2 separate regions of the Homo sapiens genome follow, and region 2 is linked to region 1. A link is an interaction called in ENCODE POLR2A ChIA-PET data of the cell type or tissue named here. Cell type or tissue: MCF 10A. All regions are shown on one strand. Links, peaks and the distances in the headings refer to the core of each region. The heading gives the core; the rest is flanking DNA. Region 1 overlaps PARD3 (par-3 family cell polarity regulator). Region 2 overlaps PARD3 (par-3 family cell polarity regulator).

Region 1 (15,655 bases), core at 6,866-10,865:
CCATGAAAATGAGTAAATCAATAAGTGCACTTCTCTGGACTTTGCAGATAAAAGATCTGCTTAGTGATAACAATATTCCATTCCTTGAACCAACACTTCGTAAGCACATGGTCCAAGGGCACTTCAATACCCCAAACTTTTTGCAGTTGAAAGAACGACAAGTAACTGAAGTAAGTCTCCCCCTACCAAAAGAGCTTAAACATTTCTCTATTAAATAAGAAGCAGAGAGACACGTATGAACATCCACTCTCAGAAATCTTTCTTTCGAGACTGGTCACCTAAGGTTCTCCTCCAAATACAATGAGAATTATAGGGGGCCATAAGGTTAATTACTCCGTGAATTCTTAAGTCATTTTTCTTTTTCCAGCATCAACAAAGAAAGTATAGATCATTATTTCTGAGTTTCTTATAACAAAGAGCCAAACAGAATGGTTCGGCCTCTTCCCAAACTTTTGCAAAGAACTGACCTCCAAATCAAGTTAATATATCCTCAGTAAAATTCAGTCCTTCCTCTCTACCAGCAAGGAGCACTTTCAATAGCAATACACAATTATCGTGGGTATAATAAGACCAGCTAAAAGGGTCCCAATATCTTAGATTTCTGCTATTAAACCCTCACAAATCTGAAAAGAGACTATCAAATGGTGGTATAGCTACGCCCAAGTAACACAGTTGTGTTTTTTTGTTAAAAAGCCAGCTATTTATCATAATGCAAAAAACAAAGCTCAGAATTTTTTTATTTTTTTTATTTTTTTGAGGCTGAGTCTCGCTCTGTCGCCCAGGCTGGAGTGCAGTGGTGTGATCTCGACTCACTGCAACCTCCGCCTCCTGGGTTCAAGCCATTCTCCTGCCTCAGCCTCCCGAGTAGCTGGGATTACAGGCGCCCACCACCACGCCCAGCTAATTTTTTGTATTTTTAGTAGTTTTGTATTTTTAGTAGTAGAGTTTCACTATGTTGGCCAGGCTGGTCTTGAGCTCCTGACCTCGTGATCTCCCCGCCTCGGCCTCCCAAAGTGCTGGGATTACAGGAGTGAGCCACTGCACCCAGACTTTTTTTTTTTTTTTTTTTTCTTCTTCTTGAGACGGAGTTTCACTCTGTCACCAGGCTGGAGTACAGTGGTGTGATCTTGGCTCACTGCAATCTCCACCTCCCGGGTTCATGTGATTCTCCTGCCTCAGCCCCCCAAGTAGCTGGGACTACAGGCACACGCCACCACACCCAGCTAATTTTTGTATTTTTAGTAGAGATAGGAATTCACCATGTTGGCCAGGATGGTCTCGATCTCTTGACCTCATGATCCACCAGCCTCTCCTCCCAAAGTGCTGGGATTACAGGGGTGAGTCACACCCAGCCCAAGCATATAAATGACTTCAGAAACGTTAGCCTTCCTCTGAACTGCGAGTTATCTCATTGTAAGCCATTGTCTTCCTCCAAAGGACATGGTGGCTTTTAAGAAAATTTGCTCCTTTTCCTCGCTATTAAGATATAAATAGTAATTGTGCACGTTTATTAGAAGAAGCCAGTTACAACTAGAAGGACATAGTGAAAATCCATAATCTTACAAATAATACTGAGTTCAGGCTATAATTTTTTGTGGTGTACACAGAGCAGGGAAAGAATATCCTGGCAGTTGGCCCAAGGGCTTACTAATTATGTGCAGCCTTTTCAAATGAGAGCTCCCCCAAAGAATGTAAACATAGCTCAAGCAGGGCTGTAGTGTGTTGCTTAATGCCCTTGAACATGGCTGTGTTCTATCTGCTTGTGAACCAGTACTTCAGGTTTTTGAGATATGGGTGTGGCCACAAATGTGAGATAATTGACCAAATAATTACAGAACAATTCCCAGAAGTTCTCTGGAGCTATAAAAACCTAGGTCTATTGGTATACTCAAACTAGATAAATGGAAGCTAGTGAATTTTGTATAATTCCTGCATGGAAACCTCCTTTCACCTATACTTCCAAAGCTCTTTATTTGTACAATCTTTTATTATTGCACTTCTCATATGATATCACATACATGTCTCCCTCCCATTCTCTAAGCTCCTCAAATGAAGACTGTGGGGCAAACAGCAGCTGCTCATAAATGGCTGCATAAATGAAAGACTTTTGGTAAAAACTGACTTGTGACTTTATCCTGACCAAAACTTTATCTAATCGCCAGGTATCACCATTCCTCTAGCTTTAGAAAAATGCTTACTGTTCTCTCATCAAGCCTGACAAGACTAGCCACAATCTGACTACAGTAACACTAGGTAGGAATGCTCATGATATTTGGTTTAGCTCTAATTAGTTTCTGGTATATTTTCATGCTATTATTGTTAGTGCTGTATGCATCATTTAATAGATTTTACGACCCTCTACAATGTCTGAAACTATAAACAGAAAAATGAGCTCAATAAATGTAAATGATTTAGTCTTCCACAGCAACCATTATCATAAATCATGAATGGAACTATCAGTAGCGATTCTGTTAGTTTTCTGCCTAATAGTTTTGGCAGAAGTTCAAGGGGCATATGTCGGCTCTTGGCTTGGGAACAGAATAATGGCAGTGCCTTCACAACTCACTATATGCTGAAGTCACGTTTGTTGCCAATTCTTTTCATATTCAAAATAATTTTCTGGTGTATGTAACACAACTTATTTTCTAAAGTATGTGAAATAAAGTAGTATGAAATCAATTATTAGCTTCAGGTTTTGTAACCTCATTTTATAAAATTAAAAGTCCTACCTCTGTTTCCTGCCCCAAGCCAGTGGACTGTTTAAAATGACACTTGCACATTGGAGGATTCTTTATGCTTGTTCTGAACATTCTAAATTAGATAATACATTATCACAGAAACTCTTCTGGGGGTGTACTGATTTAACTAATCCCTTTGAATGCCAACTAATTAAAAATATTTAGCAATATGTAGCTTCATATGTACAAACATAAGATGTTCTTTTAAAGTACTGAATTATATATACTTCAAATTCTGAAATTATTTGATAGAGAAAAATCTTTATCCTGCTCCTATGCAGAAATATTGTAGTTTCAAAAGCTCAAATAAATTGGTTACACATGCTTAATTTTTGAAAAAAATATACATATTCAAAGTCACTGATGTACTAGTCAGATTTTAGGTTTTAAAATAAATCTGTACATTTAATACTAGCTTTATAATTAGGTACATAAAATATCTTTATTCCCTTAAACGAACATGCATATAAACAATTTTTCAAGTAAGAAAAGTACTAGTAATATATCAGCAATAAATGGCTTGATCTATTGTGTTCATACAGCAAATTACAAGGTAAGAACTAATCATAAATTTACATTTAGATAATGTACTATTTTAAGTGCTATATACATTTCTTGATTTTTTTCTCTTTAATTTTGCTCATTTTGACAGACTATTTGCTTTCCTTTTGCAGATACCCTACACAAAGAGCGATGATTATCTCCTTCCAAACAAATAGAAATTTCCATTTTTGACAACATTTCTGCCTGTTTAAACCTGCTCTATGCACTGAACTATCAGCTATGTTTCCATGTGATTACCTATAAAGATAGGCACTTTCAAGTTTCTTTTTTTAAAGAAGGTGTAGCATGAAGCTGCTTATTTCTCTTTAATGTGGCAGAGTCATTCTGCAATTAAGACATACCTAATTACCATGTTTTCAACAGATGCAAATGGAGCTCAATTAAAATTCTAGTCCATGTTACAAATTAAGGCACTCAACTCTGAAAGGTATCATGTTAGGACTGGATCACCAACAAGTTTGGAAAAGATCGGGCATTTACGTGTTAATGATGATGGAGAAAATGACTTTGGGTTTTCATTGAAGTGCAAAGTTCTGCAGCTACTGCCATAAATAATCTATTTCTATCTAAACTTTACAAACATTTTACAGTCAAGGTTGACTCAAAGCCTCAAGGTCATTAGAGTCTATTTCCCCCCCCCATTGAGAAGTGATGCTACTGTTGATACTATAATTTCTGTTGGCCGCTTATCCAAAATCCATTTCTCCCTTTATTCTTCCTAATAGAACTCTGTGTCCAGGAATGCAACCTAGCTCCAAGGGGTGAATTCATTATTAAGTTTATGGATGCCATACCCCTGCAGACTTGCCAGTCCAAGGTTATCAGACCAAGAATGGCCCCGTTGGACTCAATGGACATATCCATGCTTAGGGAGAGGGCTCATTCCCTTCTGTTAGACAGCAATAAGACAGTAAAAGGCCTCTGAGCCCTAAAATTACCCTATGGATAGCTGAATTATGGAATTATTTTGTGGGTAGCTGACTCATGGATAGCAGAGCAGAAGGGGCAGAAAAATGTTGGGTCTTTGGAGAAATCTCTCTGAAGAACTCTAGAACTCAAGTTATGTAGGAAAATGTATTTCCTTATTGTTTGAGTTGGTCTGAGTTGCACTTTCTATTACATATAGCTGAAAGCATCCTAAAAGGTACACTGCATAAAGCAAGTGTTAGAGCAACTGTGGAATATCTATTGTGTTATTTGTCTTAAGTGTATAATTTAGCAGTAAATATCATTTTAGGTAGCTTTGGCAATTTTACTAGATTTAAATAATTTGTTTAGATTTGCTACTAGATTAAAATGAATTGTTCAATGGGTATAAATAGAGATATACAAAACGAAAATATCATAGTATTACTTTGTATTTAAAACTCAACAATACTCTCCTCTGAGGGAGAGGCCCCAAGAAGCATCATTAAATACTCACTGAGCAATTAAATGAAGGACTGAATAAGCAGCCAACAATATGAAGAACTGCCCTTTGTTGCACCCATTTAACTATGAACTACCTTAGAATTAGGAATACTTAGTAATAGGAACACAGATACTTGAGCAATTTACAATTTATATTGAAAGATAAAGGATGAAATGTAAAAATTCTACACAGGGTGACTCAGTCTTCACAAGCTATATTCTTAAAACAAAACTTTTAAGTTAAAATGAGACATTCAAAATAGAAAATTTCACTGGATTTAGTAAATCCACTGACCACTACCAATTTCTGTTAGTGTTAGGTAAAAAGATAATACAACTAAATGAGGACTGGACTTTCAGTCGCTGCAAACTCCTGCATAGGAATCAAGAACGCTGGGGACATAAATATTGTTTTTATTTCTTATTTTGGTGGAACACTTTGACTTTGGAAGAGAAAGAAAGATGTAGGAAATGAACAGCTAGTGATACACAGATGGTGTCGAATAACATGATCTGCTCTTCTGGACTCTGACTTTTAACATTAGAATGATGAGCTCTTGGCAACAGAAAAACTTAGCTTTTCCTGAAAACCAAAAAAAGGAAACCACACACACACAAAGCTGGCATGAAACAGGAAGACTTTAGAGCTTTTAGACTAATACATGGGGTGAGAATAATAACTGATATGATGAAGACTGTGAGGAGGTAAAAAAGCTATGAAGGAATCAGGTGACATTTATTAGTGGTATTGTAGAGTGGTTTCAGCAACTGGGAGAAAGTTCAAATAGATGACTCCTCAGACACTCTACTCTAAAAATAGCTCTATTTCATTTTTAAAAAACCTTTCAATATATGTGGGTGAAGGAAGAAAAACAATAGGATCACTCTTTTAAAGAGTTATTACCAAAAACCTTTCTTCACTTTTACTTGACATTCTAAACTTCTCTTTAACCCATCCCCCTCAAATGAAGCAGGTAAAATGCTCCCACAGATAATGGTAGAATGTCACCTCCATTATCCCTCCCTTCCCTAGACAATGTTGCAGAGCAGGCACAATGAGGGTCACACCCTCAATTTTCTGAACCTTCGCAAATTCGCTTTTAGTGTCCAACTGATTTTAACATTCAAATGACGGCCCACAGTGGATGCTGTTTTCTGTCCATGGGGACAATTTAAAATGAAGCTGAAGGCTTTTTAAAAACCAATTCTGACCGAAAGGGCTGGCTACACAATCGAAATGACAGCATTCCTAACCCTACAGTTGGAATTGCCACTGAGAATTTTATTTTAATCAAGGAGTGAGCTTAACGTACACAACGTCTGTTTGAACAACATACAAACTATTATTTATGGTCAAAGAAAGAGATTTCAGGCCACTGCTCAGACTCTTTTGAGTGAAACACAAAAATTAACAGCATAAAAATGTTTAGAGATTATAAAATAGTGAATGGCTAGCAATGCTTTACTTTGCTTTTGTGTGTGTGAGGAATCAGAATGCCTGCTTCCCAAAAGCGAATGTTCTTACCTACCATGAAACATAATCTATATTGAGTGATCCGCAAAAATTTCCTGATGTTAAAAAAATAATTTATACTAAAAAGTCTCGGATGCACTGTGTAGAATCAGCTGGAGCTTAAGAAAAACTAGATTGTCGGGGGAAAAGTTTCTTGGAGAAGGAAGATGACAGTATAATATACACACATTAGAGGGCTGGGGAAGAAAGAAGATACACCTCACGAAGTGTGCACCGCATGGCACAGGCAAGGGTAAGCACGGACACTTGAGGGGCTGTGAGAGTCAGAAGGTGACTGCAGAGCTCACTGGGCACATCTAGAGACAGGAGGCCCAGTTGGGAGACACTAGCAATACCTTCTGATATTAAATAACGAGGGTCCGGCCTAGACTGCAAGTAAGGGGTGAGATTAGATTACATGTGGAAAGATTAAGAAAGCTTGGTAATGGAGTGGTGACACAGTGAGATGATGATTCCAAGTTTCTGAGCCTGGAAGTGCTAATGAGAGAAATCACATCATCATCATCATCCATCTTTGTGTGAGAGACGCTAAGCCCGTAAACAGTTTCTTCCTTTGCTCTGGTACTGCCAAGCATCATCGCTCACCTGGATGATTGTACTACTATCACAGAAATTAGCTCCTTGCCCTGACGTTACTACTTATCATCCCATCTCAATAAGCCACCCTCTACCCCAGAGTCCCATCATATTATTTTATTTGAAATGCAAGTAATTTAAAATAGTCTGTGGTTTGCTGTCTACATCTTTTTTTTTGAGATGGAGTTTTGCTTTGTCGCCCAAGCTGGAGTGTAGTGGCGTGATCTTGGCTCACTGCAACCTCCGCCTCCCGGGTTCAAGCAATTCTCATGCCTCAGCCTCCGAAGTAGTTGAGATTACAGGCATGCAGCACCACGCCTGGCTAATCTTTGTATTTTTAGTAGAGATGGGGTCTCGCCATGTTGGCCAGGCTGGTCTCGAACTCCTGATCTCAAGTGATCCACCTGCCTCAGCCACCCAAAGTGCTGGGATGACAGGCACCTACATCTTAAACCTCACTCCTCACTATGCTCTCACCTGCCCCATACACACCAACCTAACAGAACTACTGCAGCCCAGAGATGGCTCCCCATTCCCTATGTTCCATATTTCTCTGTGCATCCAGTTGAAGACTCTCAAGCAGTAACACTCAACTCGGCCAATACCTCTCTTCTGGAAATCTCCTCCTCTACTTTCCTCTCCTCCCTAATTCCACATCAGCTGGGCACCCCTACACCACCACCCCCTCCCCAGTGTCACACTAACTTACACACTACAATGGAACTGAACCACACTCCTTATCAAGTGCTCATTTATCCACTGGGTTGAATCATCCCCCAACCCCGAGCCCTTAGGAACTAATAGCCTAAATATCAGACTTTAGGTACACACTCTGCAGTAGTTTTAGCGCAATGGGCTTTCTGTTTGGAAGTGTGTTTCATATTCTAGAAAAACCACAGGACTGAGAATTAGAAGATACGCATTCTAAGATTCAGTTCCTAAGTGTAATCTTAGTCAAATATATAGATACTATTTCCTCTTAAAAAATGGGGCCTGGTGCGGTGGCTCACTCCTGTAATCCCAGCACTTTGGGAGGCCAAGGTGGGCAGATCACGAGGTCAGGAGTTCAAGACCAGCCTGGCCAACATGGTGAAACCCCGTCTCTACTAAAAATACAAAAATCACTTGGGCATGGTGGCACATTCCTGTAATTCCAGTTACTTGGGAGGCTGAGGTAGGAGAATTGCGTGAACCAGGACCTGGGAGTTGGAGGTTGCAATGAGCCAAGATTGTGCCACTGCACTCCAGCCTGGGCTACAGAGTGACACTCTTTCTAAAAAAAAAAAAAAAAAAAAGTTAGAAATGAGGATTCTATCATTCAAAACACTTCAGATGTCAATATTCATTGCACTTTCTGCTAAGTTACATTTTACCTAGAAAAAGAAATGCAGAGAATACCTTTGGTTATTTCACAACCATACACCCATACTATGATCAGAAACCTCCTAAAAATTAATCGAAGCTCCCTTTCTTAAACTGCAGGTTAAGTATATGTATCATTTTATTTGCATAAAATGATGTGATAGGTTATTCTTCTTCTTAGCATTTCAGAACAAGTATTTTTATAGATCAACATCCAATTATCCACTAAAATGGATTAACCAAATAGGAAACAGTTTACAAAGTACTCTGACTTTGAAATCTGATCCCAAATTCTTCCACAATAGATTTACTGTAATCCACTGTGTTTTGCTTATGATAAAATTATACTTAGTTTGCATTATTTTTGCTGAAATAGGTGGTGATGAAAGGTGGCTAGAAGTGGGTAGAATACTGAGAGTAGAAAATGAGATATCAAAGGCAATATGTTATTTCATAGCTAATAAAACAATAACAAAATTCCCCTAGAAGCTCTCATATTAGTTGATTTAATAATGTAAATTCAGTTTCTTCAAATTTCATACTGAAAACCTAAATTATGTGTATTCTGGAGCAGTGCTTTTCTCCTATCTCTTAATAAGAGCTCTATAGGAAATTATGCAAGCTACCTACTTCATGTTTGAAGACAATGCCTTCATGTTTGCAAGGCACAAAGTTTGTCACATTTAAAATTCTGAACTTGATATATCTTAAAATCAATAGGTATAATTAATAGGAGATATTTAGTTTTGCTGTTTCACTTCCTCAACCTTAACAAAAAGCTGTTACAAAACTGAGTGCAGGGCTTACAATTTCTGGCAACTTTTAATTACGAAAAAGTAGAATTAATGTATTTTTTAAAAGAAAACAAAGCAATCTTACTGCATGCATTTTCTTGGTAGCAATAGAAACTGATTTATCATGGGGAGGAGAAGTCGCTTGCTGAGAGCCAGGCTGGGCATGTAATTTGCATAGAAGAGGGAGCAGATTGTCAATGCCCTGACCTGTCAAACACAGGTAGGGCCTCGGAGATAATGGGTCCCAGAATACAAAGCTCCATCTTGATCCAGACAGACGCACACAACATGGAGAGGCCAGATGGATTAAATGAGACACAAAAATGCTGGCTTCTGCCATCTCCACAGGAAGAATGTAAGTGCTGCAGAAGATGACAGATACCAGATACCACATGGATCCCACCCCAGTCTCTTGGCCCCATTGCTGTGCCCATGCCATGATTTCCACACTGCTGAGAAGAGGCCAGCCTGTTCAGTGCCATGAATATAGTCACTGGGGAGGGGCTCGACCCAACTGACAAAAGCAATCAACCATGCCTACGCCTATGTGTCTTACTTGTAAAGAGGAAAAGTGCCACATGATGATAGAAATCAGAGCCTGCAGCACGGTGCAAGGAGCTCTCTGTTCCTGCTGACCTCCATAACTAGCTTTTCCACAATGGCTCAGTCTCTAGCCACGCATTTCCAGGGTGCACTGCATCCTCAGGAAATGTCCCATGTGACAAAAAGACCATCTGCCTAGACGAGGGTCCTCTTTTCAGATCCAGGTTCAAGGGGGATGTGGCTTTTTAATTTCTACGGGCAGCTGTAACTGAGTTGGACCATCGGGACAAGAAAGAACCCACTTCCCCTGAGGCCCACTTAGCACAGACAATAGAAGATGTTGGACATGCAGCCAGGGGACACATAGCTAAGGGACAAGCCCAGAAGGGCAAAAATGCAGGAGCATAGCCACAGAGACAGCAAGTCCAGAGACTCCGCTGTGCAGGTCCACAAGCCAGACGCTGAAAATGGTGTGGTTAGGAAGCCGAAGGAGGGCTAACTGAGCCAGCCTTCTTTCCAAAGCTGGAGGCAGAAAGTGCCTTCGCGTCTTCAGTTTTATGTAAGCTGACAGCCACCAGCAGTAACACCACATTTGATAGACAATTTTTTTTTAAACAAAAACAAAGAGTTTGCTGAAGTATTGAAGATCTAGTGCATACAAGGTCCAGTGTGGGATACCTCACTCACCCACTCATCGATTTGGCAGACATTTATTTAATTCTATGATTTGCCAAGCTTTGTGTTTGGTAATGCAAGATGGAAATAGATGGGGTGTTTTCCACATGGGCCTCGCAAAAGGTGAGGGGGTTAGCGTGCCAGAAGTAGGGCAGTGAGGGGGTACATAGAATCATGGAATGTTAAACTAGGAAGGACTTCGGAAACCATCTAAACCATCTAAGCCAGAACTTTTACAACTTTTTCCTAAATACTCAAAAACACCCTTTTTAAAAACTAAAATTTACAAAGGATCCCCATGTACAGAAGTGAGTAAAACAACTGTGAAGGTGGTGGTGGGGGGAAGGTGACACTGGTGGCCTTTCCCACTCTCCAAACCCATTGAGGTACTGCTCCTGACCAGAGATCACAACACACCAGTTGAAAGTCAATTATCTAGTCCAAATCTTCAGTTTTACAAATGAAGAAATTAAAGCTCAAGCAGTTGAAGTTTTGACTAAAATCCCAAATTACTTAGAAGAATGTAGAGGAGGATGCAAGTCACCTGAATTCCACTTCTGTGTTCATTCCACCCTATAAACACGATTTCAACAACCAAAATTGGAAAAGTTTGGAATTTACAATAGTTGCCATTCATTTGCCATATGCAAAGTTCAGAAGACTGGTATGCAAAAAATAATAAAAACAGGACTTTTGAAAAATACAACATTTGGTGGTTGTAGGTGCAGCGTGTTTTAGGGCACCTGCCACACGTGTATTTCCCAGGTCTTGTCCAGAACTTTATCTTTGGTTTGCAAATTGTAATTTGCCTATCCATGTGTTTCATTTCACTTTTTTTCTCTGAAGGACAGATACATGAATGAACTTTAATATACTGTTATTTCTCATTTTGTTTTTTAAAAAATAAGTTTATATAGGGACAAAATCAGATGTCCATGTTGGTGGGACACTCTGGAGGCTATCCCTACAGAATTAAAAATATACCTTATATTCATATGTATTCTATCTCCTGTTACATTTGAAATGAGTGAAATATTATAAGAGCAAACTGCATTTTTTAAGGAAAATTAAATAACATTTTAACCAGAACAAGAAAAAAGTTCAAAAGCATCATTATAGATACTTAAAAAATATATATCAAGGGGCCAAAGCATAGTAATTTTTGATTAAATATACACCCAAGACAGAGAGAAGCAAGCTCTATAATTGTCAAGTAATATTGATTAGGATGGCAAGGAACCATTATTACAAAGAGAAAAAACTCAATAGGGTCGAAAGCTTATATGACTCAGGATCTTGGAGACCAGGTTTGGCAGCAAAAATAGTAAATATGCTCCTCATCCTGCAAGAATGGGCTGCATATATTCACAGCCGGGAGGAAGAGGTGGGCCTGGAGAGGACACCAGGAGGCTGCAACTGGGTCTGGAGAGGCTGACCTAAGGAAGTTCTGGGCCTGGAGAGGCCGCCAAAAGGGAAAAACTGGGCCTGGAAAGGCCCAGTTGTGAGGAATCTGATCATAGTGACAAAACTGCCTGGATTTAGATGGAGAATCAGGTGGAGGTGGAGAGAAGTGTAGCAATCCTCTAAGTTATGCTTCGCATATTACATTATGACAGAAATATTCATCTTCCCAAACGCATTATATGTATAAGCATTATACGTATAAGCAATGTATATTAACGTATATATACATATACATTATATGTATATGTATATATTCTCAAAATGTGATCTTTATTACTTAAAACTCTTCTTCCCACGAAAGTCTTTCTTAGGTATATGTGATAGAAGTGGTCCACTCAAATGTTGAATTGCAAGTAATTTACAATCTACACAAATTATCTCTGGTCTCTGCCTTAGTTTTATTCTGTGGTCCCTCCAACTATTCGTACAATAGTTTGATGGTTGAGTCACATTTGAGGTTAAAACACTAAAAGGTAAATTAGTAGTTATGAGCAATATAAGATAATCAACAATTTTCACTATTAGGACTCCTAAGCCCTTTTGCTTCTTAGTAAATATATCGGTAGAGTTTTTCCATTACTTTTTAATAGAATGTTTACTTTAATATAAGAAATGTTTAACTCTCTGGAAGGATATATTTGTACCTATCTATAAATTATTTTTTATTCAATAAACCATGGAAAACATTCATATTAACCTTTGACTTTTAATAATCTTGGCTTTAAATATTTTGCAATTTCAAAATAAACACACATAAATATAGCTTGCTAGTTTAGTTATAGGAAAGAATGAGTAATTCCTGAAAGCAAAAAAAGAAAAAAAAAATGTTTTTAAGATCACAGATTATTACAGGTACTCAATGGAGACATCCTATTTGAGACACTACAAAGTAGTGGTTTTCAAATATTTTGATCTCAGGATGACTTCACACCCCTGAAAATTATTAAGCACTCCAAATAACTTTTTTATATGTGGATTATATCTAGCAACATGTACTGAATTAAAACTGGGAAAGTTTTAAAATATTACTTTTTAAAAACAAGCAACTTCGTGTTAACAGAAATTACATTTTTTACCAAAAAATATATATATTCCAAAAGAAGTGAGAACAATGGCACTGTTAAATATTTTTTCAGAATTTTTAGTTTAATATTGGCCTGTAAGACAGATTCTCATATCTGCTTCTGCATTCAATCTAATGCAGTATCACAGGACATGTGGCCTCCAAAAAACCCCAGTGTATACTTATAAGAGAATGTGAGTAAAGGGCAAATAATATCGTCTTATTATGAAATAAGAGATTATTAGACCTCAGAGATCTCAGAGATTACCCTGAAGAATCTTAGAAAACTCCAGGGCTCCCTGGAGCTCACTTTAAGAAATAGAGTCTAATTTTAATTATTATTCTTTCAGCCATTATAAACTTACAGGTCTCCATGCCTTCATCATCATCATCTACCGCGGGTTTATCATAAGATTTGTCGATGGCAGCTCTGAAGCTCTCATTGCATCCCCTGCCTCTGATTATCCGCGGCCGTGGACGATGGAAAGGAATATCCCCATTCAAAGTCACCTCGGCAACTGCGGTCTGCAGACTCTCCAACGAGCTTGACTTCTTCAGACCCAGGGAAGGACCCACATCTCTGCTGGGAGAACCTGGGAGGTTTACAAGAAAAAAAATGTTAGTGTGAATTAGTGAAAATTATGTACCTGAATATGCACTGTCGAAAACTTCAGGTACATAACAATTATTTGCTCAATGATGAGTTCTGGAATGCAGATGGAAAAGACAAAGAATAAATGAAGTAATAGTTGCTAATTTTTATTTTTCCCAAACTTATATTAGATTTGGTCTATTTTCTCTCTTTGCATTAGGAAAAACTCTAAGTCATTACTTTTTAAAAAAAATTTCAACAGATGAAATTGTTGTCAAATCGTTTTGCTCCGGTAATAGGAATAATCTAAAAGAACCAGAATAACCTGGAAGCTCATTTGAAAAGCAAGGGAAGATGAGGAGAAGGCTAAGGTCAACAACCAAGAATAAGCTTTGCACTTAATTAAAACCTTTTTTTTTTTGGCAATTTAAAATTCTTTAGAACAGAAGCTAGACATGCACATCAATGTGCATTGTCAAGTCTCTTCCTTGCTAAACTGCAGACCCACAACACTGCATAAGGAGTAAGACCACGGGGGCCAACATGTCACCAAAACAGTTAGGGCAACCTGGCAGCAGGCAGAAACCCAACCCTGGGAAATATGGATATTCTATAGGAAGAGTAACACAAGCTTTGAACGGAAACAGATTACATAAGGGCTCTCTCTCAGAGGGAAATAAAAAAGGAGAGACTGGATATGAGTACTTCTATCTCTAGGCCTGGGAACAATATGTTTGAAAAACAGGTGATGGACAGAAGAAAGACGACTTAGCAATTAACCAGAACATTTCATGAGGATGACAGGGACAAATTCCGGGAATTAAAAATTTGGCTCTATTTCCTGAGGATCTAGGGCAGAAGGACCCAAGATAATACCAATAGTACCAAGTTGTGGAAGGCAATCAAAACTGATTTCTTTAACCAGGTAAGACAGCCTCATCCATCACTGCCTGACCTGATACTCAAAGGTAGACTAATTTAGCTTCCGGATGACTGAAATACCAGCTCTGCACCACCACCTGGGCAATCCAGGTTATAGAACTGGTTCTTCATATATACAGTTAAAAAGACAGGTGAAAAAAATAGAGGGTAGGAGAAACAAAATAGTTTATCTCTGCATGGGGTCATCAGCCCATATGTTGATCATGTTATTACCCAGAAGACAAATAGTTGTGACATAGGCTTTTCACAGCTCAGAAAATAAAATAGAATTAAAATTACACTGAAAGACTCAAAACAAAATTTAATTTTTTAAGATTCACTGATGTTAAATGAAGCTATTTTGGGTAAGAATAGATATGTTTAAAATGTAGTACAAACAGGAAGGCAAACACATGATTCTAATGAAGAAATAATATTCCACAAATTGTTGTGCTGGAAAGAAAAAGATGTCATATTTAGCTTTCTCAGTGCAGGTTTGTCTATATTTCTTTATTTTATGACAAAAGTTCATGAGATTTATTTCTTTGAATGAGATCCATCTTACTTTTTCTCTGGGCAGCACTACAATTTTTGACAACTGCATTTTCTAAATTACTCATAAAAGTCATGTCATGGGAAGAAAAATGAATTTTGTTCCAAAAACCTACATAATAAGAAATGAAGGAATAAAAAAGAATGGGAAAAGATCATTCCTGGGCAGGGATATTTACCTTTATAGTTCCTAGAATTAGCACTGGAAAGATCCTTTTGTGAATAAATGTCTATCAACTTTCATAATTTACCAGCTATATTTGGCTTCCATACACATGTATTGGGCAAATATTTGGTGCTTTCTTGAGTTTATTAAGGATATGTGTATGTGTGTATGTATTTGTATGTGAGTATATATCATGAATAAAGATTTCATGCTTCCAGAAAAAATTCTCATAAAAACACCATTTATATAAAGCTTTTCTTTGTGTAAAGTTAGCTGAGATTTTACTTAGTGTACTGACAGCAATAAAAACTTAAATAATAAATTTCAGAAATGGCATGAGTATTCATTGAAATTGAGTGTCCCTAAGCATAAACACAGGCAAACTTGGAAAGAAAAACAATGGTCAAAGTATAATTCGATAAACGATAATTTTGTAAGTGCAATTCAGAGCATACCTACCTATTTGTTTCCCTAAATTCATAACACTCTGAAATAACCTTTTGGCAAACTGTTGACCATTGTGGATGGTGGGCCCTGGGTTTGTGGAAGGTCAATGAACTACTCTCTGTATATTTATGTATAGATGAAAACTTTTACAATAAAAAATTATACAAAATGTCAATTATCTACAACTTCTGAACCTGTAACACAGATCAGCAAACTGTGAGTCAAATGTGGAAAATTTTACTGGAACACAGCCA
Region 2 (15,655 bases), core at 7,551-11,550, 92 kb before region 1:
GTGAGTCACCATGCCCGGCCAGACTGGTCTGTTTTAATTATCGGTTAAAACATACACATGCGAGCAAGATAACTTGAGTTTCTTACCTCATCTCATATACAAAAATTATCTCAAAATGGACCATAGGCATGTACATAAGAGCTAAAACTGTAAAACTTCTGGAAGAAAACATAAGAGAAAAATCCTCATGGTTCTGGGATAGGGAAAGAGTTCTTAGATATGACATCAAAAGCATGATGAAGGAAAATAAAGTTGAAAAATTGGATTCATCGAAATTAAAAACTTTTATACTTCAAAAGACAACAGTAAGTAAATTAAGAAACAAGCTACATTGTTGTAACCTTGGGCATTAAAAAAATAAAAAATACATAAACAAGTCCCAGACTGGGAGAAACACTGGTAAACCATATATCTATTACAAAGACTAGTACCCAGATCTATAAATGACTTACAATTCAGTAAGAAGATAAGCAATCTTATAAAAACGGAGGCAAAAGATATGAATAGTTTACCAAAAAAGAAAGAAAATAGGCTATTAATCAAACAAAAAGATGTTCAACATCATTAGAAAAATGCAAATTAAAATCATAAAATACCACTTCACACTCACTAGGATGGCTATAATAAAAAGGATACACAATAGGCTGGGTGTTGTGGCTAATGCCTGTAATCCCAACGCTTTGGGAGGCTGAGGCGGGTGGATCACTTAAGGTCAGGAGTTTGAGACCAGCCTGACCAACATGGTGAAACCCCGTCTCTACTGAAAATACAAAAAGTAGCTGGGTGTGTTGGCACATGCCGGTAATCCCAGCTATTTGGGAGGCTGAGGCAAGAGAACTGCTTGAATCCAGGGGGCAGAGGTTGCTGTGAGCCAAGATCGCACCACTGCACTCCAGCCTGGGGGAAAGAGCGAAACTTTGTCTCAAAAAAAACTAGACAGACAATAAGTAGTACTGGTGGAGATGTGACTATATTAGAACTCTCAAACATTGCTGGTGGGAATGTAAAATGATTCAGCCACTTTGAAAACCAGTGTGGCAATTTATTAAAAAGTTAAACATAAACTTAGCAAATAACTCTGCAATCTCACCCCTGGGAAATAAAACGTGTCCACAGAAAAACTTGTATGCACAAGTTCATAACAGCATGATTCATCATAGCCCCAAACTGAAAAGCCCAAATATTCATCTACTGTTGAATGAATTAAAAAAAGTAGTATATCTTATAATGGGATACTATGAAGCAAAATAAAGGAAGGAACTATTGATATATACAACAGCATGAATGCTAAGTTAAATGAACAGATGAATGCTAAGTTAAAGAATCCACATGCATGGCAAAGATTTCACGAAGAAGACTCAAAAGCAATTGGAACACAAACAAAAATTGATAAATGGGACCTAATTAAACAGCTTCCGCGCAACAAAAGAAACTATCAACAGAGTAAACACACAACCTACAGAATGGGAAAAAATACTTGCAAACTATGCATCTGACAAAGGTCTAATATCTGGAATCTATAAGAAACTTAAATCAACATGCAAAAACAAACAGCTCCATTAAGAAATGGGCAAAGGACATGAACAGACACTTCCCAAAAGAAAACATACATGTGGCCAACAAGTATATGAAAAAATGCTCAATCAACATCACTAATCATTAGAGAAATATAAATCAAAACCAGAATGATCTCCACACCAGTCAGAATGACTATTATTAAAAAGTCAAGGCTGGGCGCTGTGGCTCACGCCTGTAATCCCAGCACTTTGGGAGGCCGAGGTAGGTGGATCACCTGAGGTCAGGAGTTCGACACCAGCCTGATCAACATGGGGAAACCCCATCTCTACTAAAAATACAAAAAAATAAGCTGGACATGGTGGTACATGCCTGTAATCCCAGCTACTCAGGAGGCTGAGGCAAGAGAAGCGCTTGAACCCGGGAGGCAGAGGTTGCAGTGAGCCGAGATTGCGCCATTGCACGCCAGCCTGGGCAACAAGAGCGAAACTCTGTCTCTAAATAAATAAATACATACATAATAAAAAAATAACAGATGTTGGTGAGGTTGTGGAGAAAAGGGAATGCTTACAAACTGCTGGAAGGAATGTAAATTATTTCAGCCACTGGTGGAAAGCAGTTTGGAGATTTCTCAAAGAACTTAGAGCTACCATTCAACTCAGCAATCCCATTACTGGGAATATATATATATATTCCCAGTAATGGGAATTATTTTTTATATATATATATATATATATATATATACTGGGAATATATATGTATATATAAAATTTATATACCCAAAGGAATATAAATCATTCTACCATAAAGACACATGCACGCCTATGTTTATCATAGCACTATTTACAATAGCAAAGATAATGGAACCAGCCTAGTTGCCCACCAATGGTGGACTGAATAAAGAAAATGTGGCACATATACACCATGCAATACTAGGCAGCCATAAAAAGGAATGAGATCCTGTCCTTTACAGCAACACAGATGGAGCTGCCATTATCCTAAGGAAATGAATGTGGGAACAGAAAATCAAATACTGTACGTTCTCAATTATAAGTGGGAGCTAAACATTGAGTACACATGGACACAAAGAGGGAACAATAGACACCGGGGCTTACTGGAGGGAGGAGGGTAAGGACTGAAAAACCACGTAACCACTACTATGCTCACTACCCGGATGCCAAAGTAATGTGTACACCAAGCCCCCATGACATGCAATTTGCCCATGTAACAAACTTCCACGTGTACCCCCGAACCAAAACATAAAAGCTGGAAGAAAAATAAAAAAGAATCTACATGCAAAAAATTATACATATTAACGGTTCCATTTATATGAAATGTCTAGAAGAAGCAAATCCACAGAAGCAGATAAGCTGGGGTGAGAACACTGCTGGGATTTTTGTGGATAGAAATGTTAAAAGACTAGATTGTGGTGACAGTTGCACAACTCTATGAATTTACTAAAAATTATAGACTTGTACACTTTAAACGGGTGAATTATATGATATGAACATTATACTTCAATAAAGCTGGTATAAAGTATTGGTTAGGATGAAAATGGCAGAGGAAGATATGGGATTTTAAGCAGCACAGGAGCTGAATCGTGTTCAACAAAATTACTTAAATGAAAAAACAGACCCTGTGCTCCCAAATGCAAGCTGAGACATCCCCTCCACCATGTGAAACTCTCTTCATCTGTCCCTTTATTACGCACGTGTGTTTCTGAGGCAGGTAACTCTGGGATTATATTGAAGCTTCTCTCTTTTTTGCTTTTTATTCCTGTAGTCACCACACCTCGTCTGAGATCACACTTCTTTCCTCTTTATATCCAAGTTACTCCATGGCCCTGATCTCTGTTTCTCCTGAGTAGAGGGCTGATGAGGACATCATAACAGTGTTTCCTTATCATTTCCTTCAGCCTCCAAACCTCCAGCAACTGGGTCCCCTGTCCCTTTGACTCAGTCCTCACAACAGCCACACGCCTAGCCAATGGGATCACCAAGCCCAGCTTCTCAGCATCAGCTATATGACTGCTTCTGCATGAGATGCCTCTCCTCCAAATACAGCTTAAAAAATTTTCCTCCTCCTTATTTTATTTAGAGACAGAACCTTGCTCTGTCACCCAGGCTGGAGTACAGTGGCATGATCACAGCTCACTGCAGCCTTGAACTCCTGGGCTCAAGCAATTCTCCCACCTTGGCCTCCTGAGTAAGCTGGGACTACAGGTGTGTACCACTATGCGCAGCTAATTTTAGAATTTTAGAATTTTTATTGTAGTGTAGAATTTTATTCTAGTGATAGGGTCTTGCTATGTGACCCAGGCTGGTCTCTGAACTTCTGACATTGAGTGATTCTCCTACCCTGACCTCCCAAAGCGCTAGGATTACAGGTGTGAGCCACATCTGGCCCCAACTCTTCTTTTTAAATACATTCCACAACTGTTATGCCTAAATATGCCTCTTTAATACTATCATTTTGCTCTTGTTCATACGTCCCATCATAATTCTTCTCTAGTTGAGGGTGCGTGTGTGTGTGTGTGTGTGTGTGTGTTCAACCTGCTCAAAAACTCCAGGTCACAAACTCTGTTCTGCCTCATATTTCTTATGTTTTCAGTACACCTAATCAATTTTTGTTGTTTTTGTTACTGGGCAATGAATGAACAAGCAAACAAATAACCAAAGGAGAGAATGAGTGAAGTGCTGATGCAACAAAGAAACATGTCTTTCATTTTATTCATCCAATTTGTGCATTTTAGTACCTTTTCTTACATAAAAGTCTTAAGTGAGAACTATTCATCTAGCTTTTGTCATGTGGCTCTCAAACGAATTCCTATTTGCATTTGGACAGTTTAAAAATACTGAAGCGTTAGTTCACATTTATACACTTGGGCAGCAATGAGGTGCGACAGAAAAGGCAAATACATTAGTGTCAAATATGAATAACCTTTCCTTGCCCAGCTCTGGGGAGGCCCTGAGCTGAGGAAACAATGTGGCCTTCTGTTTCTATTTAATACATTGAGCAACCACAAATCAAAGACTGTAACCAATAAATAAATACATACCATAGAACATAAACCTACCCAGCCACAGAAATCAGGAAAGCCTCAACATGTGGATTTCCTGAGCAGGGAGAAACACACCAGGGCCTGGTCCACCCAGCAGCAGCAGGTACTACCTGGAAGAACTTTGTGCCTCTTCCATCATCCCCTTCTACCTCTACTCCAGACCTCTGCATGAAGGCAGATTCCGTTCTAAACTCACACTGGTAAAGTTAAGTATTTTGTCTATATTTGCCAAAAAGCAATGTACAAAGACATCTCAATACGGCCAATATCTAGAGAAGAAATAGACTGAAAGTTTTCCATACCTAGCGACTCCCACTAGTCACCTGACTATAGGTCTGGACTGGCTCTACCTCCTCCAAATTATTTTTCCTTTAGTCAACTGAATACTGAGGATGTCTTGTCATATTTTGGCCTTTTCCTTCTCAATGCAAACCAACCACCAGGAAAGCTAGAAACTCTTTTTCTCTCTATTCTAAAATAACAAGTTTGGAGAGCAGAGAGGAAATTGTACAACTGGCAACTTAAAAAAACAAACTAGGGGCTGGGATTGGTGTGGTGGCTCACGCCCATAATCCCAGTGCTTTGGGAGGCTAGGGCGGGAGGATCACTTGAGGCCAGGAGTTTGAGAGCAGCCTGGGCAACACAATGAGACCTCATCTTTATCAAAAAATTTAAACATAGCTGGGCATTGGGGTGAGGATACAGTCCCAGCTACTTGGAAGACTGAGGTGGGAAGATCTCTTGAGTTCAGGAGTTCAAGGCTGCAGTGAGCTATAATCGCACCACTAGCATTCCAGCCTGGGTGACAGAGCGAGACCCTGTATCTTAAAAAAGAAAACCCCAACTGAAACTCAGGTTACTCCAGTTGTATCCAAAAGCGGAGGTTCATCCTAGCCACAAAAATTTCTCAGTTTGTCATATTTGTTTTAGACATCCACATATATATACATGTTCAACAAAATTTATTAAAATAGCTTTATATACTCTATTCTTACAGGAAAAAATATATACATGAGATATTTTTTCCTTTTGACATACACTAGTGTTATTAATATAATCTTAGGCAAAAAAAAAAAAAAAAAAAAAAGAACTTGTTCATTAACTACAAAGAATCAACTTTTGGTTCCTGAACTATATTACTTCCAGAAGTCACACTACTGGAAATATATTAGTTACCTCTGAAGGTCACAAAATTTCAATCAATTTTAGAATGTCAGGGCTGTCTATGGCATATTCCAAACCTCGACATTCAAAGTGGCAGCTGTGGCTTACAGATGATCATCTTTCAGGTCCATCTCTAACTGACGCAATTTCCACAGGGCAGAGATGTGCAGAAAACTTGTATGAGGCAAATGTCTTCTCTTGAATGTCTCTACCACTCCCCCTAAACAGCCACTCATTGTTCTCTGACATGGACAGATTTGCTTTAAATCTTCATCTTTTTTTTTTCTCTCTTGAAGCTCTCTTGCTTGTTAACGCCCTGACCTTCGCATCTGTGCTCAGATGACAGCTAATGTCATCTGCTCCAACAATGCCGACTATTGGCAAGGAACATAAGCACGCTCAGTGATGTCACTGAACTCATTAGGGATATATTTGACATTCTGGCCCAAGAGAACATACTTATTAAACACAACCTTAGTGATCAGCAGTGTGGCCTGTTGATAGTAAAGTAAAACAATACATGTTTTGTCCTCCTATAAAAATAGCACTTTGACCAAGAAATAGGCTTTCTGTTCTTATCTCCTTAATTATAGCAGCAAAGCAAACTAAGAGATAACTTACATACCAAGAGATAATAGGCCGAAACACTCAGCGCTATGTTAGGCGCTTCACAGAACTCGAATAAAGGTCCAAATATTAATCAATCATTAAGCAAATACTTCACTTTCCCAATCCTGGTTTGAGAGCAGAGTCAGAGGTTAATGCTGCTGAGATAATATTACCAGATACCACGTCTTATAGGTATTCAATAGCAATATCTAAATTATACTATTAGTCCAGATATGAGATATTTGGGGGACTGATAAAACTCACAAAATGTTTCTTCCAAGGACTCCAGTCAATTGCAATTTTATGACCCTATCTATTTGGTAAAGATGACTGGACCTGGATATGACAGACAGAAAGGGGAGCTTGAAAAGGTCACAGTAACATCTCTGCTCTGCAGCGTCACAGCACACACCTAAACAGTTTAGGAAACCTGGTAAAACACGGCCATGTGGGCTTCTCTTTAGACCTCACGAGAGGCAAACCTTTAATCAGGACTTAAAATCCCAACAACTTATCTTCTGAGATTTTTCAAACAAGATGACTTTTATACACGTGAATGAAATGTTCCTCTTTTATAGAACAGTATGTTGGAAGAAAGTTCAACACGAAAATCATAAAGGAATATTGTGCAATACAAACAAGAACTTGGTCCCCAAATTACAATATAGAGAAAGTAACTGGGAAGGGTAGGTAGGATTGTTGCCTCCTGGCAGGTATAGTCAAATGTTTTCCTTTTTTCTTTTAGAGACAAAGTCTTGCTGTATTGCCCAAGCGGGAGTGCAATGGTGTGATCATAGCTCACTGTAACTTTGAACTGCTAGGCTCATGCAATTCTCCCATCTCAGCCCCACAAGTAGCTAGGACTACAGGCACATGCCATCACGTGTGGCTAATTTTTTAATTTTTTGTAGTGACGAGATCTCGCTATGTTGCCAAGGCTGGTCTCAAACTCCTGGGCCTCCAGCAATCCTCCAGTCTCAGCCTCCCAAAGCTCTGGGATTACAGGCCTGAGCCACCGTGCCCGGCCCATCCTCAAATGTTAATTTTTTTTTTTTTTTTTTTTTTGCCTAGCTCCAAGTAGGCCCTGAACTGAGGAAACAATTTGGCCTTTACATTCCCTTGGACTCTCTGTGTCAGAATGGAGTGCCCTTGCCTCCCGTAAACTCTTCAGCCTACTACCCCATCAGGCGTGTAGCCAGATATCCTCATGTAGCTAAATCCATGGACATCATTCTGTTACATCTTAAGCATCTCTTAGGTCCGCTAGAAACAGTGGACTGCTGCCTCCTTCCTGTCTTGGTTTCTATAGGACTGCATTCTCTTGATTTCTATTATTCCTGCTACCCCATCTCAGTTTCCTTTGCTCCTTGTCGCTTCTGTACTGATCTCTCAACACAGGAGATTCCCAAGGGCTCAGAACTAGCCCTTCTCTCTCTTCCATTCTCTCCCTCGATGATATCGTCCATTTCCATGGTTTTAAATACCATCTGCATGTTGATTTCCACATCCATAACTCCAGTCTACATGTCTTCTCTGTCCACCATATTCACATATCTAACCATTTGCTTGACATCTCAAACTCAGCATGTTCTAAACTCAACACTTACAATGCTCTAAGCCTGTTTCTCTTGCTTTCTGCATCTCAAAAAGCAGTGCCCCAGATATTTAGTTGTTCAAGTCAGAATCTTGCCAGTCATTTTTTATTTCCTACCCAATAAGCATCAGGTCCTATAGGCTCTAGGTTTAAAATCGCTCTCTCGTCTATTTATTTCTATCCCATCCCACCTCCTAGTGCAAGCCTCCATGATTCTGTCCCAGGAGCAGCAGCAGCTCCCTCACACAGGCTTCCCTGCCTCAAGGCTGCCCACTGTGCTGGATATTCACCTACTGTCTGTCTCTGAGCTCCAAGGTGGCCCTTTACACTCTGCACTGTGATGTGGGAGCTGCCTTCTGCAGTTATTATCTCCAGTTACCCTGTGTTGCCTTTTTCTTCTACTTCCAACACCTGTGTAACCAAGCCCCTATACTAAATCTCATCTGTTTGAAGTACCTAGTGCAATTTCTGATATAACTACTGATATAGAACTACTTTGTAATCAATTTCTGATACAACTACTGATAAAACTACTTTGGCTGATGTAACTACTTTGTAATCAATTTCTGATATAACTACTGATACGTAACTACTTTGTAATCAATTTCTGATATAACTACTGATACATAACTACTTTGTAATCAATTTGTGATATAACTACTGATATAACTACTTTGGCTGATACAACTACTTTGTAATCAGTTTCCCTCATAAAAAGCCATTGGGATGTTTCAAAATTATGAATCAGACTATGCTCACAATCTAAAGAACACTATATGGCTCCCTATGACATCCGGAATAAAATTTCATATTTTAGCTTTGCCTCGGTAGGTTCATCTGCCACATACCTCTCTGATTTCTTCCCATACCACTCAACACACTGTAGCCACACTGACTACCTTCTAGTTTCTGGCCCATGCTAAACATCTCCCAGCCTTTTGCTTTGTCCACATAGCTCCCTTCTGCCTGGGTGGCTCTTTCCTCCCTTCTCTGCATGAATGACTTCTTTGCATCCTTCAGTACTCAGCCAAATGTCATCTTCCCAAAGAAATTATTCAGCACCTTGATTATGCTCTTATCATAATGTATTACAAAATATTTATTCATTTATTTTATTTTTTAGTTAACTCCCATCCCCCATGCTAGAAAAGGCAAGGACTTTATTGAACTCACCACTATGTACCCAGCACAGTGACCTCCAATATATATTTGCTCAATGAATGAATGAATGAGTAAATGGATATCATTCTTATGTTTTTGTAAATGAATGACTTTCAAATACCACAAATAATTGGTAAAAACAGAAATAGCTCTCTTTCTTATAAAAATGATTTTGCAAGGCAAATTGATAACATACATGCACTTTATGGAGAAAATAACTTAAAAATACTAGTCCATGGCGGATTCTTTAGAAATTGCTTTATTTACCAAGTTTTGTGCTATTTGTAAATTTTCCTTATCTATTTGCCAAAGCAATTTCTCCAAGGAACTCCATGAATCTGACAGTAATTAAGTTACTATTAATTTTTTAAAAATATTCTACAATTCAGATTACTAATTTAGTTAGGTCTTTCTCCTGCTTAATGTGAATTTATTAAGTTTTGCCATATTTTCTTCATTCATTTTTTAAAGGTAAAATTATTATGTTATAGAACTATAAAAGCTTCTTAAATTACTAGGTTGAAATTCCCAACAAATCTTCCTGGAACTATAAAAGCTAATGTCAGGGCTGAAGCATCGGAGAGATTTGCAGTCAGCCCAATTCTGCTGCTAAACATGACAATGACTTGGGTGAGAATCAGCTCATAGGTTGGTAAGATTCTAGGCATGCTTCCAGAGTCGACCACATTGACTTTTTGTATAACCTCATTCAAATTGTTTGCCCTTGTCGTGTTCTCTCCTACTCATAGATATTTTTGTGATGGATATGGCATTATTTGCAATTGGTGGCTATTTGTGGATAATTTGCTTTTTTTCCCCAATTCATCTATGTGTTTATAAAACGCCACATTAACTACCACTGACGTTTAGTTACTGAGTTCTAATGACTGACATAAACAAACAAATGTGTGTGTGTGAATGTGACTGGCATGAAATTGGATCTTGCCGAGTTCTGACTAATGATATCCACTTGTGGTCTTACTGGTCTGAATGTGAGTCAGGTATGCATATGTATGAAGAAGGAAGGTTGCAATAATTGCTCTGGCTTTTGCATGTCTTTTATATTTTACATTGTACTAAACGATTTTGATTTGTTCTCAGAAAATGTCTGACAATATCCAGTTCAATGCATTTTCCAGCTGAAATGTTTCCAAACATGGTATTTCTCTCTAAAAATATCCAACCATATAAGTATATTCAAACACTTTTAAAAGTATTTGAATTAACAGAGATACCGAGAAAACTCTGCACAACTAAAAGGGTGTCACTAGGACAATGTCATCTTCTCTATAGCTGGTGAATGCCAAATGTTGGAATCAGAGTTTAAAAAGACCTTGGAGATTATACCTAATCCAACCATCTATTGAAGTACAAGGCTAGTTTTGGGGTATGTGACGGCTATAATATGGGTAACCTACAGCTTATGATCTAAGGAAATGGGGAGAGAGAGCACTTACTGGAGAGATGATGACTAAATTTCACAATCTACACAGCCTACTGTCTGTCCAGTGATATCCATAAAAGAAAACTGCATCTGTAGTAATAGACACCATTTACTGGGCTAAACACAGATATTGAAGCTTATTTTTTTATTTCCCACTCTTATTCCATTTATTTCAGTTTCCAGGGCTGCCTGACCGGGACTACTTTAATACCACCTTTACTAAAGTTTTCCACAACTATAATAAAGAACACGTAACACATTTGTGTCAATACAGGACTAAAGATAACAACATTTTCCGATAATGAGTATATGACAAATAACTAAAAGCTTTAATTATAAAAATATTCTTTTCCTTTTAGCAAGGTAGAAACCTTTTGTTGCGCTACTGTTGTTTTTCCTGTTTGGTATTATGGAAAAATTGTCTTGCAACCCTGACCGCCTTGCAACAACTAGTTTACAGGAAGGAACAGACCTAGACCCATGCTAGTACTCAAGACGGAAAACGTTAACAGATGTCCAAATCTCTTAAACCAATGTGAAATTTTCAAAAGTTTTAGTGGGATTCAATAAGAAATAATGTGGGGCTAAAGACCTTCACAATTCTCTTAGCACCAATCAAGTCTATTCTCCAATAAGTCTGGATGACTGCAACTCTTTTCATCAAGGGAGTGCAGGGGGAGAGTGAGAATTAGGGTTCTTAAAAGGATGGGGAAACTAAGAATAATTTAGCTCTTGGAAAATATTATTCCCAATATTTATCAAAGTTGACGTTAAAATACCATAAAATTAGATCCTCTACAAAAAGAGTGTTTAAATTTATCCGAATAACAGAGAAGCTGTAACGGACAGATGCTGAGGTCAAGACAACTAGCCTTTTACAGCTAATACAAAACCTATTACAGCCCTCGATACACATTGCTGGGTTGTGAGAATGAGCATGTGTCTGTAAACTCTTAACCACAGATGAGAGGCTTGCTTCCTGAGGGTTTTTAGTTTCTTTTAAACAGATGGTCCAAAGTGAGGATGAAGGAAGCTGTTTTGATCCATTGTGTAGGTACAGAATGTTATCTTTGTTTTGTTTAAGCACTACACTGCCTAGAGTTAAATAACTGGGTGAAAATTCTCAGCTTTAACTTTGAAGCTAGAGCACATGGAGACAAAGTGTTTGATAATTTTCTTCAGTGTATTTGCATAAATGTTTACTCTCCTGCAAATATGAATATAAACACAACTATTCTTATTTATTTAGTTAAGGGTTAGGTGTACTTCTATACGCACTGTATATATATTTTTTAACAACCATGATAGTTTTTTGTAGAAATAGGAGAAATGCTGCTGTTTAACAAGTTTAATTAAGGATGGGGGAAATACTCATATGTAAATTTCCATACAATATCTCAAACAGCTTTCAAAAGGCAGGAAGTAAATCTTCCTGACACATCTTTTGATTACATAAACTATGAACATATACAAGTGAATATAACTCTGAAATTTTGATTTACTCAGGGACATTTGATTAGGACATTATTCTGATATATATTATAACCCCACATTACATTGTTAAAATAATAAAGCTCAAAGTAGTACTTCTCCATGTACGTAGGATTGGGAATTAAGCATGTTGTCTTTTTAAACTTAGCATTTGGATGCAGTATTTTATATGCGTCTCCTGGCTTGGCTTCACACTGGTAAATGGTGTTTCATCAGGCCAAATGATGGGAAGGGTGGTCCATGAATTTAGTTTATGAATACTGACATATTTCAACCCACAAATAGGAATATAACATTGCATCAAAATGGAGCAAAAAGAGAAAAAAGCAGCAGCCAATAGGAAAATCTAGATGAACTAAACAAAGGCACTTAATTTAATAATGAAAACCACTCCAACTTACAATGTACTGTACTCCACCTCTAGCCATTGAATTATTAAAATAAATGCATATTCAGATGTTTCCCAAAGATGCTTTCCTTCTCTTTCAGATTCAAAAGAACGCCACTCTAATCCAATACAATTCTTTTCACTCTGCATTTCAGCAGCTGTCTTTCCTGATTTCTAATCAAAGCTGATGATAACTGGCTTTGGCAACAGACTGTAGTATCCCAAATGAGTAATTAAGGCTATAAATGTGCTCACTTCTTCCTCAAAACCCAGGGTGCATTTCATAGCCTAACAGATTCAGGCTCAACAAGGCTCTCCTGGTTGTTTTAATTTGGTCAGAATTTTTAATACATTAATAAAAGAATAGCTGAGGTTTTGTGTTAGCATTTTTCAATAGCTAGTTCCACTTAAACAATACAAATGTCAGTAGGGCTAACAAACTCCCTTAGTCCCAAACATCTCCCACACATAGGGGTCCCAGACAAAGAAGCTGGTAGCCAACAATCGGTTTTGACTAAGAAAGAGAAATACATGCCCTTAAAAAAAAAGCCTAAGAAAATATTTTGAAAATCACAGGAAATGCTTTTTAAAAAACCATGCAGTGCTGAACACTTTAAAATCTCAGAGAAACAGTGGTGACGGGAATAGACACTCACTTGGAAGATGACTCTAACCTGAAGGAATACGTCTCTCTTCTAACTCACTCCACCTCCTATAAGAAAGATTCTGAGTAACTCATAAAATGGAGGAAAATCCTAATAAATCCACTGTGTCAACCTGATTAAAAATAAGCAGCATTTTTTCCAGCTCTTAATAACTGCACTGTACAGCCATGAATATACATGGTTTTAAATATACATAACTTCAGAATAGAAATTTAACACTGACATATTTTATTTTAAACTTTTTTTTCTTCCTCATGCCACCAGTTTAAGAGCACTGACATATTTTAAAAGGAGAATAGACCTTCATTACAAATACAGATGGGTATTTTAAGAAAATAATCTAAAATAAGAGAAACAGTTCACCATTTCGGAATTTGTTTGCTTACATGCTTGACATGATTTGTTTTAAGTTAAATCGAACATTTTATTTAAGGTCATGTGAATTCTTAAAGAGAACTGGTGAATTACTAAGCTCTGATAGGCCATTTCTTTAATCTAACACCATCCTGAGGCTGGCAGCCCACTGAGTGCTGAGAGGATAAGCAAAAAGAGAATGTGGAGAACAGCTCTAGGCACGGTGGCCGATGGAAGGGTGCTCACTGGCTTCTTTCTGAAACAGCCTGGTGGACATCAGTACCAAAAGCGGAGCCTCCGCCTTGAGCAGAGGGCTCAGGGGAAGAAGTGTCAAGGCAGAGGCAGACACAGACTGAGAGAAGTGGGCTGAAGTCTACTTTCAGATGGAATCCTGGTTCCCCTAAGATCTTTCTGCTAAAACCAAAGTTTTTAAAAATTGGTGTTTGTGGGCCTGGTATGGTGGCTCATGCCTGTAATCTCAGCACTTTGGGAGGCCGAGGCGGGTGGATCACTTGAGGTCAGGAGTTTGAGACCAGCCTGACCAACCTGGTAAAACTTCATCTCTGCTAAAAATACAAAAAAGTAGCCGGGCATGGTGACGTGTGCCTGTGATCCCAGCTACTCAGGAGACTGCGACAAGAGAATCACTTGAACCTAGGAGGTGGAGTTTGCAGTGAGCCAATAACGCGCCATTGCATTCTAGCCTGGGCAATGGAGTGACACTCCATCTCAAAAAAAAAAAAAAAATTGGTGTTTGCCTTAAGTAGAAATACCCTACCATCTTTTGATAATATTATCTGAAAATGAAAAAATATGAGTATTTTTAGAGTTTAAAAATATTTTATTGGCAGGAAATAGGATAGATCATGGACATCTGTCATAGTTCATTTTAAGTTGTTACAAGATAGTAGGAAATTGGATAAACAGAAGCAGCAGCTAACAATCACTGAGCAATCCTATGTGACAGGAACATTCTCAGTGATTTAGCGTATGACCCCCGTCTAATTCCTTTAGGTTGTTTAAGGCACAATTATGATTCCCTTTTACAGACCAAGAAACCGAGGCTTAGAGGTTAAGCAACTTGATCGAGATAAATCCATAAAATGAAAGATCATGCAGCCACTTAAAAAATGTTCTCGTAAGAGAATACAGCGTGGTCTGGAAAGATGTTCGTGACTTATTAGGTAAGAGGGCACATTACTAAAGAGTTATGTAGAGTATGATTTTATTTTCAGTTCTGAGTAAGTACAGATGTGCAAATAACTGTATGTGTCTAAGCATATACTCTAAAATATTAAAAATTATTGTTTTGGGGGCTGGATGATCTTTTCCCTTTCCTATGTTTTGTAAGTTTTATACAAAAAAGTATCACTTTCATATTCAGATAATTTTAAGCTTTAGTCAAAGGGATCATTCTATTTTTGTATTCAATGATAACAATTTTCAGGAGTTTTAGTTTTTCAGAAGGCATGTGAAATTCTGAATAGCAAAATCTTTGACAGACAGGCTTTTAATTATAGCTGCCTTGAGGTAAGGTGGGATTTTTGGATTTGGTGAAAAGAAGTTGCTTTAAAAATAAGAAACAGGAAGCACCATAAAGAGAGGGCTTGTTTTGCTTCCTGGTGGAGATGTCTTCTTGGTGGCACACCCAGGAGTCAGCCTCCTTTTCCCCAACCTCCCCCTTCCTGTCTCCAGAGCAAGATTTTCTGAGGAGAGGTAAACAGTCCCTCCCACCAAGCAGAGCTCAAAACTATAGAGAGAAGGACCTCGAGCAGACAACACAGACAGAAACTGCCTGAGCGTGCACCACCAAACAAAGAGACGCTCAGGGGTGAGGAGCCCACACCCTGCACACACACATCCATGAAACCAGTGTCAACTGAGCAGCCACCGTCTGCCAGCCGCTGTTTCGGGGCTTGCAGACACACAGCTTTACAGGACAGATGGGGTCTCTGCTCTCCTAGAGTTACACTTAAGAGGGCAGAATCAGAAATAGAAAAACACAGGGATGAACAGGGCAATGTGAGATATGGATCTATGTATAAAAAGCATTCAAGAGGGACCATGCGCTTGAGAGGACGTGTCTGTGGTGGGGCTTGGCTTGTGCTTTAGACAGGACATCAGGTAGACCATGCTAAAGAGGAAACTCTGAGCTGAGCCTGGATAACAGGAAGATGCCAGTCATTTCAAGATCCAGAGCAGGACACCC

The links. Peaks named below come from ENCODE experiments on the same cell type or tissue, not always from the same donor. Only the 100,000 strongest peaks of a DNase experiment are listed, where the experiment ranks them.
Region 2: POLR2A ChIA-PET joins it to region 1 with 5 read pairs; 3 of 35 experiments call an interaction of 5 or more read pairs at or near these places.

What each region holds. Positions count from the first base shown.
Region 1 is chr10:34,318,029-34,333,683 of GRCh38, forward strand. PARD3 (par-3 family cell polarity regulator) reads right to left here. Exons shown (of 25, transcript NM_001184785.2): 19 at 13,089-13,316. Among named protein-coding and RNA genes, the nearest start is that of LINC02629, 420 kb to the left of the region's middle. In MCF 10A, for the core only: no CTCF peak of the experiment used is centred there; no DNase peak of the experiment used is centred there.
Region 2 is chr10:34,225,626-34,241,280 of GRCh38, forward strand. All of the region lies in intron 22 of PARD3 (par-3 family cell polarity regulator), which reads right to left. Among named protein-coding and RNA genes, the nearest start is that of LINC02629, 330 kb to the left of the region's middle. In MCF 10A, for the core only: no CTCF peak of the experiment used is centred there; a DNase peak (open chromatin) is centred at 10,046.